Regions from separate parts of the Mus musculus genome. Here region 1 is linked to region 2. A link is a contact called in ENCODE Hi-C data. All regions are on one chromosome and are shown on one strand. The core of a region is the stretch at or near the end of the contact, and the rest is flanking DNA. Distances in the headings are between cores, read along the strand shown. Region 1 overlaps Adcy5 (adenylate cyclase 5). Region 2 holds the start of Adcy5 (adenylate cyclase 5).

What was found. Hi-C counts contacts between places; a loop is a spot of excess contacts on that map.
Region 1: a map of heart shows a loop between it and region 2 (2.0-fold over the local background). The contact joins the enhancer-like site here to the promoter of Adcy5 in region 2. A Hi-C loop is called at or near these places in 1 of 37 maps with a recorded cell type or tissue (heart).

The regions. Positions count from the first base shown.
Region 1 is chr16:35,203,488-35,208,804 of GRCm38, reverse strand. The region is part of intron 1 of Adcy5 (adenylate cyclase 5); the gene reads right to left. Among named protein-coding and RNA genes, the nearest start is that of Gm46550, 23 kb to the left of the region's middle. Within about 2 kb of position 1,971, at least 1 of the 3 ENCODE cell types and tissues checked has a DNase peak (open chromatin) inside an H3K27ac peak, as active enhancers do; it is heart, where a contact is called at or near this core.
Region 2 is chr16:35,152,165-35,157,230 of GRCm38, reverse strand. Adcy5 (adenylate cyclase 5) reads right to left here and starts at 2,367. Exons shown (of 21, transcript NM_001012765.5): 1 at 1-2,367. The coding sequence starts at 1,132.

The DNA.
Region 1 (5,317 bases), core at 722-3,221, 52 kb before region 2:
GCAAGGATCCAAACAGCACATCCTACCTTGTGCTAATGTCAGCGTTAGCTGGTCTCAAGAAGGAGAGAGCAAAATGGGTTAGAATTAGGGGTGATTTTCTTCCCTCCTCTTCCTTCCAGATTCCCCTCTCCAGTGGAGGATGTGGCTTTTATGATTGGTAAAGAGAACAGAGTGTACCGGAGAGTGATCCCCCCAGTCACCCTGCAAGCTAGCTTGGGACTTCAATGGAGCACACACCTTAGGGAGCACTGGGCTCTATGGACAGCACAGGGTAGGAAGGGAGACCAGACCAGCTCTAACTCTCAGGCTACCAATCAGCTGACCAGGGGTGCCCGAGCCAAAAACAGGAAACCAGACCCTGGCTTCCAGGCTTGTGTTGCTTCTCCGTACCACTTTCTCTCTATGCCACCAACCCCATAGTACCTCTGGGACTCCCAGAGGCCTTCATGCTGTCCCTTAGTTATGCCACCCCCAGGATAAGTACAACTGGGGGTCAGGAAGATATCAGTACCACCAGGGTCCCCCGCTCCGCAGAGCTGCAGGGATGTGCCGCTGGCTTTAAACACACTGGTCTAAACTGACATACGCTTGAAAGACAGAACTTCAGGCCCTTGGAGACAGCAAACAAAGCAGACAGGTGAGCAGCCAAGCCCAAAAGCTCAGGGCCTCATCTATATGTTGGGGGTGGTGACCTCTGGAGGTGGGCATCGTATGTATGGAGGGTGGTCTGTGCCTTCTATCCTATGCCTAACCTGTGCAGGTGCACCCCACTTGGTAGCTCTTGTGCATCCTCCCGAGGCCTGCTCTCACCCACCCTCCAACTCTGGTGGCTAAGAACCCCTGCCTAACACTATATGCAGCAACGTTTATTAAGATGTTGGTGTGTTCTATTGTGTTCTATACTTACAAAAAATATTTCTTTTTCAACCCCTTAGCCCAATATGATTTTAAGACTTTTAAAATTAGGAATAAAGGATAGTATCTCTAATCAGAACACCTTAACAAACCAAGTGTCTTCATGTGCCCTTCCAAGGGATCTCATTGTTTTTGGATGAATTTAAAAATTCTGTCCCACAGTAATACCTCTCCCATCTATAGCACTGCAAAGCAGGAAGCAGCCAGAAAAGTACCCTACAAGACAGAACAGATGTCATTTAGACCATGCGCCCACATCCAAGAATTACCCATAAGTGCTAATCACAGGTTATCACTAAGTACCTGGTGGCAGTTAGTTTGCACAAATTCTAAGAATACACTTGTCAGGCTCCTGCAGTTTAGAAATAGCAAACTGACAGTGGGGGTGGGGTCGGGTCAGGTCGGGGCGGGTCAGGGTGGGTGGGGATTGCTGCTCCAGCAGGCTCTGTGAAAACACTGAAAAGTGACAAGTCACAGCCTACTAATGAAGAAGACGACAGAAAAGGCATTTGGGGAAGCTGTCTAAGTTGGGGGTTGGGGGGATGTACCTCAGTTGGTAGAGTGCTTGCCCAGCAAGCATGAAGCCCTGAGTTCAACTCCAACACTGCATATACAGGGTATAAGCACACATCTGTAATCCCAGCCCTGGAGGGTAGAGGTTCAAAGCCATCCTCAGGTACATAATAAGCTTAAGGCCAGCCTGGGATACAAGAAACCATCTTTCTGTGTAAAAACTGCATTAAGTTACATATTTAAAACACAGATACACACAGGAGCTGGGCTGTTTGGTAAAGGGAAAATGTCTGTCTGCCCTCTGCCCTCTGCCTGCCTTGGGCTTCCCTATGCTCCTCTTGGCCTGCCTCATTTCCTGACACCTACCAGGATTCCACTCAACCTATTGAATTCTCCTCACCACACAGCTTCCTCCTGGGGCTCTTCCTGAACCCTACCACTCTGGCTTGGCTGCAACCTGTGTGCACCGGGGCTTGGCCTGTTGGGTTCCCAGTGGGAAGACTGCCACATTCACCAGGAGTCTCAGTGAGTTTAGAAGCACGGATTGGCTCAGCAGCAGAGCAGGTCCTTCCTGCCTTCTCCAGCACACGTGGACGCACAGACTATAGGGATCCTCACACAAGGGGAAACTTCAGGGAACCAACGCCCACTGCAGACTCCTGAGAAGCCTCCTGTCTGCCTTTGCTCCTCAGTAACTGGAAAAACTAACTTTGTTTCTGTCCTGGTGTTCCCAAGAATGGGTGGAACTAGGTGGAAGGGAAGGGGAGCCCTGCCAATACTGTGGCACAGTGAAGGGCAAGGGCCAGAAATGCCCAGGATCGCTTTTGTCCCGCTTCTTGCATATGTCTCCCGGACTCAAGGACAGCCACAGGCTTGTCTCTTCTAATCTTCATAATTGAAAGTTCTTCCTAATGTCTGGCTTAAATGTCCTCCAGCATCCTTTGGGACAGAATCTTCCCTACTCCCAGCCATTTATTCTTTGATTTTCAAGTCAGCTGACTTTTTCCTCCTTCTCGCTTCTGTTTTCAAGACAAAGTCTTGCTCTGTAACCCAATATGGTCTCAAACTTGCCTCCCCAGGGCTGAGATTAGCATATCCCACCACAGGCTGTTTCAAGCAGACTTTTTCAAAGCAGGGAGGGAAGAGGTTGACAAAATGGCTTGGAGAAAATAAACACTTTCTCAGATTGAAGAGCCTGGATGACCAAAGCAGACAATGAAGCTGACCCTGTGGGAGGCAGACAATACGTGTGGTAGCCACTCAAGAGTGGAGCCAGAAGGTGAAAGAAGGGTAGGAACAGGAACACAGGGTTAGCCTTGCTGTAGAAGGGACCAGCTGGCTGCCCACAACAGCACTTCCGGGTGTCTTGGGGTCCAGGCACCTCTGTGTCTGGGATACAGTACCCCATGGCCTTAGAGTACCAATACAGCCAGCCATCTGTTGTCTTCCTGCACAGAGCACTGGCAGATGTGTGCCCATTGCCATGGTAACCAGCTCTCCCAGCACCTGGAGAGCGTCTCACCAGTACTGAGTGAGGCCTTTGGGTGATTTGTAACAAAAATGCTCCTCTAGGCTAAAAGCAAGGCTTCTTTGCGGACTGACACTTTCTGTTGGCAAGGAACTGAGGACTCCTCTGAGGACAGTCACGCACAGCCATCTCATGGCCTGGCAGGGTCACTCGGAGGTCTCCTTGGCTGAAGCCACATAGGATCCAGGAAGGGATCCAGTCCTCCATGATTTGGTAAGGATAGGTCTGGACAATGTTGTATATTAATTTCATCCCCACTTTCATGCTCAGAATCCAGGCACATCTTCTGCTCCAAAACAGCTAACAAAGGGCAGTCGGAAATGTAACTTTTATCCAAACACCTGGCTACAGCCCATGGGATCCGACTTAACTGTTTCACTACTCTCCCCATTGTTACTCTGTGGCAGTTTTCAAGCCCCATCCTGTTTGCCTGGCCCATGCTCTTCCCTGCTGCTAGGACTCTGGCTTTCACCCGCTGAGCAAGCTCTGCTGCATGCAGTCTTCCCTTACGGGAACCAGCACTACCACAATACTGTACACTAAGTGGCCATCTGCAGACAGGTCCACATCTTACGGACCGGCTGGCCAAGGGGAGACCTTTCTCCTCCATTAAGCTCTAGCAGGCCCCATGTGGACGGAGCCTGCAGGAAGCTGCCACACATGTTCTAGCATCTGACTCCTTAGAGACAGGCACCCCAGCTTCCCTGCTGGATTCAGGAGAGATTCAGGGGAGCAAATCATCTCCAGGCGTCCTCCAGGCCATCACAGCTGCTGGGGTAAGGTGAGGGTCAATGAAGAAGCACTGTGCATAGATTTCTACAGTGTGTGTTGGGGTGGGGAGGGGGACACTCCGTAAGAGGCTTAGTGTCATAGACTAGGTGTGAAGGATCAGGTAAAACAGCTACTGGGAATTTTTTTTTTTTTTTTTTTACATTGGTTACATGTTACGATGAGTGTGTTTGAGACATACTGGATTAAAGACAGCATCTCACTAAGATAAGTTTACCTATTTCCTTTTCACTTTTGAGAAACATGGCAGTTCACTTGCTACTCGAGCCTGACTCCTGAGATCTCACGTGAAATCTCACGTGAAGTTGCAAAGCTGGAGGTGCTGGCACACATATCTGTAATTGCAACAGAAGACAGAAATTGGGAGAACTACTGGAAGCTTACAGAGACTGGCTAGCCTGGCGTATGGCTAGCCTGGGGTATATAGCAGTGACAAGAGACCCATATCTCAAACAAAATGGAAGGCAGGGAACAATGTTTGAGGTTGTCCTCTGATTGCCCAGGTATGCTATAGTATGTAACACCCACCCTCATTGTGTTTCTACTGCACTGGGGGGACCCCTGTGAGCGCTGGGTATTTCTGGATGGTACCCGTGTGTTACAATGTCCCTGCCCATACAGAGTGTGGGGAGAGTCCCGTCTGCATGAGATTCAGCTTCTCACTGCTGATGCCACCTCATCCTGCTTTGCTTCTGTAAGCTCATTATATTCTTAAATTATGGTTAAAAGCACAAAACCTGACATGAAACCTGGCCTCTTAGCAGATTTGAAGGAACCGACACAGCTTTGCTATCAGGCCACCCCAACCCTTTTCTAGTTCCCATGACATATACATACATAATATCTTTGAGAAATGTCCCAGGTTCACTCTACAAGGAACTAGCATGGCAAATTAGCTCATTCTGTTTAGCTATTTGTGCCCTAAGGCCAAAGCTGAAAGCCAGAGACACTTTGGAATAGCCAAGTTGCGATGGCACAGGGGCCTGTGCAGTTCTTTACCGGTGCGCAGCACTATTTGCATGCGCTGGTTCAGGGGATGTCACAAACAGCTGGGTCAGCATGAATGTCCCCAGTCCACCAATGTGGCACCCTGCACGTGCCAGAGACACGGCACACAAACCTCCCGTGTCAGAACTGACCACATACCAGGAGGGCTTAGGGGCACAGCTCACAGAACAAAAACAAAACAAAACACAACACAACCCATGAAACAGGATTAGACTAGGAGCAGGTAGAGGACCCAACATCCAAACTGGAAGCTGGAGACCTGGGTTCCCCCCTGCCCCCCACTAACCACCACCCTTGTCTGGCATTTCACATCTGGAGCACAGGATGCGTCTAGACTGGAGCCTGCTTGCCCTGTTGGTGGGAATGAGAACTGGCTCTGATCACAGCCATTTGGCAATATGTGTCAAAAGCCTTCAAACTCTTTGACCCAGTAATTCCACTTCTGAGAATCTTCAGGAAGTCATCCTAAATGAGGAAAAAGCTTTAAGTGCAAAGACCTTTATCTCACTACTATTTATAAAAACACACACCAAAAGAAAAAGGAAAGAAGCTAAAGCCTAATAA
Region 2 (5,066 bases), core at 1,118-3,617:
TCAGCAGAAACTGGTCCTGGGAGTTGGTGTGCAGAGAGATGGCCAAGTGGAGAGCCGACAGAAGCACCCCGCTGAGCACCGCAGCCCTCATGCGCACAGGCAGCAGGGTGTAGATGGTATAGATGAAGAACACGGTCCACCAGATGCCCTCGGAGGCGCTGCGTGGCTGTGGCAGCAACAGGCCCACTACCTGGACGGCCAGCACCACTGCAATGAGCGCATAGCAGGCCAGGCCCATGTGGTCCTGGTGGAACGCTGCACGGTTGCAGAGCACGGCCATGATAAGGATCACGCCCACAGCAGCTGCCAACACGGCCAGGTAGGCTATCTGGAGCGGGGGGCGCGCCGCGTGGAAAGCCAGCATGACCAGGCACACAAGCACCAGCACGGCCATGAGCATGGTGAGACTGCTCTGGTTCAGGCGGAAGAAGTAGCGCTGGTACAGACGCTCCAGTTTGTCCGACGGGAACTTCTTAGAGCGGAATATCTGCAGCAAGGCCAGGCAGCAGGCGCCCAACGACAGCACCGCGCCGGTCCCAGAGCCTGACGCCACAGAACTGCCTCCATCCTCCGACCCGTCTCCATCCTCGACGATGCCAGTCCCGGGCTCCAGCTCCTCGGCCGCTCGGCCTTTTCCTCGACGCTCCTCCAGGCCCAGCTCCACCGAGCGGGGGCGCACCTCTGTGCCACCTGCGGCCGCTGCGGCCGCCGCCGAACTGCCGCTGCCGCCCGCAGGGGGCGCCCGGGTGCTGCCCCCTCCAGCCGCGCCCCGCCGCTGCCGCCTGCTGCCGCGACCGCCGTCGTCGCCACCGCGCTCCTGCCAGGCGGACTTAGAGCGGAAGCTGAAGCCGAAGCCCCCAGCCAGAGGGTCATCACCGCTTAGTGGAGGGTCTTCGTCGTCATCGCCACCGCGCCAACGGCTGGCCAGGCGCTGCTGCTGTTGTGGGGTCACCGCTCCCCCAGATCTCTTGGTGGAGCCGCGGGTTGATCCCCCGGGGGCGTGGGGGTAGCCATTGGCGCGGGAATCGGCTTCTCCCCAAGCGGCGCGATGCTCCGGGCCTCCCCGGGGCGCTGGCGACGCCGCTGTCTGTGCAGCGTAGCCCGGGGGGCTCACGCTTTTGGAGCCGGACATCCCCCCCTCGGCCTCGTCGTCTTCTTCCTCTTCCCCCGGGGGCCGGGCCGGGGGTCTCCAAGGAGAGGGCGGACAGCCAAGCAGGGGGACCAGGCTAGGGTCACACGTCGAGGGAGGCCCGGGGCCCTGCGCAGCAGCGGGACATCGTGGCACCCCCGTCCTGAGCGGTGGAGGACAACGGGAAGGCTAGCGGGGAGACAGCGCAGCCCCGAGGTGAGAAGTAGCTACGAATTAGAGTCCAGAGTCCCAGGTCCGAGACGGAGTTGGCTCCGAGCGGTGGCAGTGGGGACAGCTCTGACTGCTGCGCCGGACGCAGAGATGTCCGGACTCCTGGCTCGCGTCGAGCTCAGGCTGGGAGTTGAGGAGCAGGCGGGACGGAGAGGTGTCCTTGCGGGCGGCGCCTCTCCGAAGCTGGCAGTTCCCGGGCGCGGCGCTCGTGGCTTTTGCCTAAGCCGAGAGCAGCGACTCTCCCAGCAAGGTGGCGGCGAGGGCGGCTCGGCAGGGGTCCCGGCACGGAGACGCAGCGGGTGCCCTTTGCTCGCAGCGCACTGGGAGCGACTGGGAGGTGCAGGCTCCTGCCAGCATTATTTTCTTACGAGGGGTGGGGAGGTGGGATGGGGGGTGGAGAGGACGGGGGAGGGGGCGGCGGGCGGAGCAAGAGCTCCGGAGCCCCGGGGAGGAGGGTCCTGGAGCCCGGGGGGGCCGTCGCCCGCATCCCCCACCTCCGGAGGCGCGAGTGGGAGCGTGGCCCCCGCGAAAGGCGAACAGAGCCTCCGGCGTGCCCGCGCAGGGGGCGGGGGCGAGGACCGGCTCCTGCGGTGCGGCCCTTCCCCTCTCGTCTCCTCCTGTCCCCCAGACCCAGCAGGCCGGCCCGTTCCGGCAGGTCCCGAGGGTTGAGTCGCTAGCTCCGCAAGCCCTGGGTTCCTCGTTGCCGGCGGCTGGCCCACCGTAGCCGAGCGCAGAACCACTACGCGGAGGGCGGAATCCGGCGCAGCGCCGCCGCCGTTCTGCCCCAACGCAGGCGGGCTTCTCCCGGGGACCACGGCATCCAGCGATGGAGGGCTGCGGCTCAACAGCAGCCGGCCGATAAGGGCCGGCCGAAGAGCCGCGGCGCCCCGGGGGCGCTCCCGAGGGGCCCGAGGGAGCCCGGCTCCGGGCGCGCCATGCACGCCTCGGGCCCTGCGCCGCTCCGGCCGCTCGCGCCGCTCCTCCCTTCTCGCCCGCTCGCCGCCGCCGCCGCCGGAGCGCCCTCCGCATCCCCTCCTCCCGCCGCCTCCCCGCCCCCCGCGCCGCTCGGGCCTCGGCTCACAGCGGCGTGCGGCCGCCTCCGCCCTCTGCCCTGCCGCCGCCCGCGTCCTGGCCCCGGCACCCCGCGAACATACTCAAGCCGGGCCCGGGAGCCGCAGGGACCCCCGCTCCCCTTCCTCACCTATATTTTCACTGCGCCCCTCCCTCCCTGGTGCCTGGAGCCGGGTCAACGGGCGGATCCCTCGTCGGACCTGGGTAGCGGGCAATCCACCCCCGATCGGGTCCTGCGACCCCAGTCCTATCTCCCCTCTTTTTATTACCCTTTTCTCCCCCACCCCCATTCAGCCCAACTTCAGCTACGGTGCTGCTCCCCCCTTCTCTGGTCCGGCTCTATTGGCCGCTTCCAGAGCTGTCAGACTCGAGTCCGGCGCTCTTATTGGGCGATTCTGTGGCCCGGCGACGGTGCCAACGGAGGGCGCGCCGGGTGGGGGGCGCCCCGACCGCTACTGCCGCAGGGAACTGGAGACAGAGTCCCTAGAGAGGACGGAGGGACCCAGAGCCAGACCCGGAAATGAACTAGGGAGATGCAGAGACTGAGGATGTCTGGGGCACAGAAAGACAGCGATGGAAAAGATGGAGTTGCTAGCAGTGGGTGAGGCCGATGCAGCCAGGGTGGGGCGAGCAGGACCACTTTGGAGCATAGTTACTAAGAGGAAACACCACTGACAGCTGTGGGAACACCTGGCGTTTATAAGGAGCCCTTTGCCTGTTCATGTGTTTTAAATCCCATGTGGTTCTAGTAACAGCCATGGGCTCGGATGGGGGACAGGGCCTGTGTAGCTATTTCCTATTTGCAAATGTGGAAACTGAGGCTCTAAGAACTTAGCCAACTTGGAATACACCACACAGGTCTCCTAACCCACAATCCAAAGATCTTTTCTTCAGTGCTACGCTGGCTTCCACACCTACCCAGATGCTCCCACAGGCAAGCTAGTCTCCTTGCCAGTCAGGGAAGCAAAAATGACCCTTCTGGGAACTCCTGAATAAAGGCAAGGGTAGACAAGAGTAGACAGCTGAGTAGAAGATCTGGGTCTGTCTGCCTCTTCAGCTCCCTTGACCCCCTAAGCTGTCCTAACCGGAGTTCTGGCAGTTTTGCTTGGGGAGGGTGACTTGTATGCTGTCAGCCCCTTCATCCTTCTGCCGTCCTCCAAAGTTGACAAGAAGCCTAGAGGTCCACATCCTCCTCCACTGCTCATCTCCTTGGCAACTGAAGATAAACCTTGCCAGAGCTGCAAACCGGGAGGAGAGAAAAAAAGAATTCCAAGGGATCTGCGTAAACGGGATCTTGAGTAATCCTCCAGCCTTTGAGTAATCTATGGTTGGCTAAGTAGTAAAAGCAACACGAACCTAGCCAGCCAAACCCTATCGCGCTGGAAACTTGCAAAGCATTGTACCGGGCTGGATGCTACCAGGAAAAGACAGCAAACTGGGTCTGGAACTCGTGTAATCAGGGAGGGAGCAAAGCTGGCCAGCCCCTCTGGCTCAGCCACACTCACTAGGCAACAGGATTCCAAGAGCCTGTCAGTGTACGGCAAAAACCATTGTTTCCCTCTGTGAGTACCAAATCGATTCTGGGGGTGCAATCTAGGTCCAGCAGGGAAAGAAGATGGGCAATATTTGTTAAGCTTCTTGGTACTGTAGGGATATTCTATTGTCAGTGTCAAACACCAATAAGAGAACAGATTTAGTTGTGATCTTAATTGGTTTTTCTTTGTGATTTGGGAATCAAGCAACAGCTCGTTCTGGGTAATAGACTGAGTGATCTGATGAGCTACACAGAAGCGCTTCAGCTTTCTAGACAGAAAATGGCTGAAGAGGCAGAATCGGAACAAAGAGGGCATAGCTCATTTCAAAGAAGGTGAAACCGGAGTGGGACTTCCTTATCTTGTCAAGGCTGGCACGTTTGGGAAGTTCACACCTGCATAGTCTCTCTCTGTCCCCCTAGGGAAGGTCAGATGATTAACAATGTGGCCTGCTGGGACTTGAGTCTGGTGCAGGGTCTCAGTTTGAATCAGCCACCTCCTGTAAATTTTGCTCAACTGACTTAAGGAAAGGATTACTCCAGCATAAAGATGAACACATTTCCAGAATTCTGCCATTGTAGCAAAGATGTTTAAGAGACACTTGGGACATAGGCAACTGCATGCACAGAAGGCATGTAGACAGCGAGGTTACTGGGCAGCCTTGCATCCTTGAACCTGTTCTCACTCCTCCTCCTCCCTCCCTCTCTTCTCTCTGCCCCCCACCCCCCACCCCCCACCCCAATCCTCCAGTCCTGCTAATTGAACCTAGGACTTCTAACCTAGCAGTAGTCCCTACCCTGACATTATTTCGTTTGGTTTTTTTTTTTTTTCCACAACAAAAACTGTGTGCATCATAATAATGTTAATGGTTTTCATGTCAATAAACAGTTTATTTACAATACTCAGTTTAAACACATTCTCACTATGTAAACCGGACTGGCCTTGAACTTGTAAGACCCCTGCCTCAGCTTCCTGAGCACTGGGGGTTACCAGTGCATACCACTACATTGGACTAATGTCCCTTTTCTTGTTGGAGTAAAATTCCATTGTGTGGGTATATTGGAACTGGCATAAGCGACACTCTTCTGTTAACTGTTACTCAT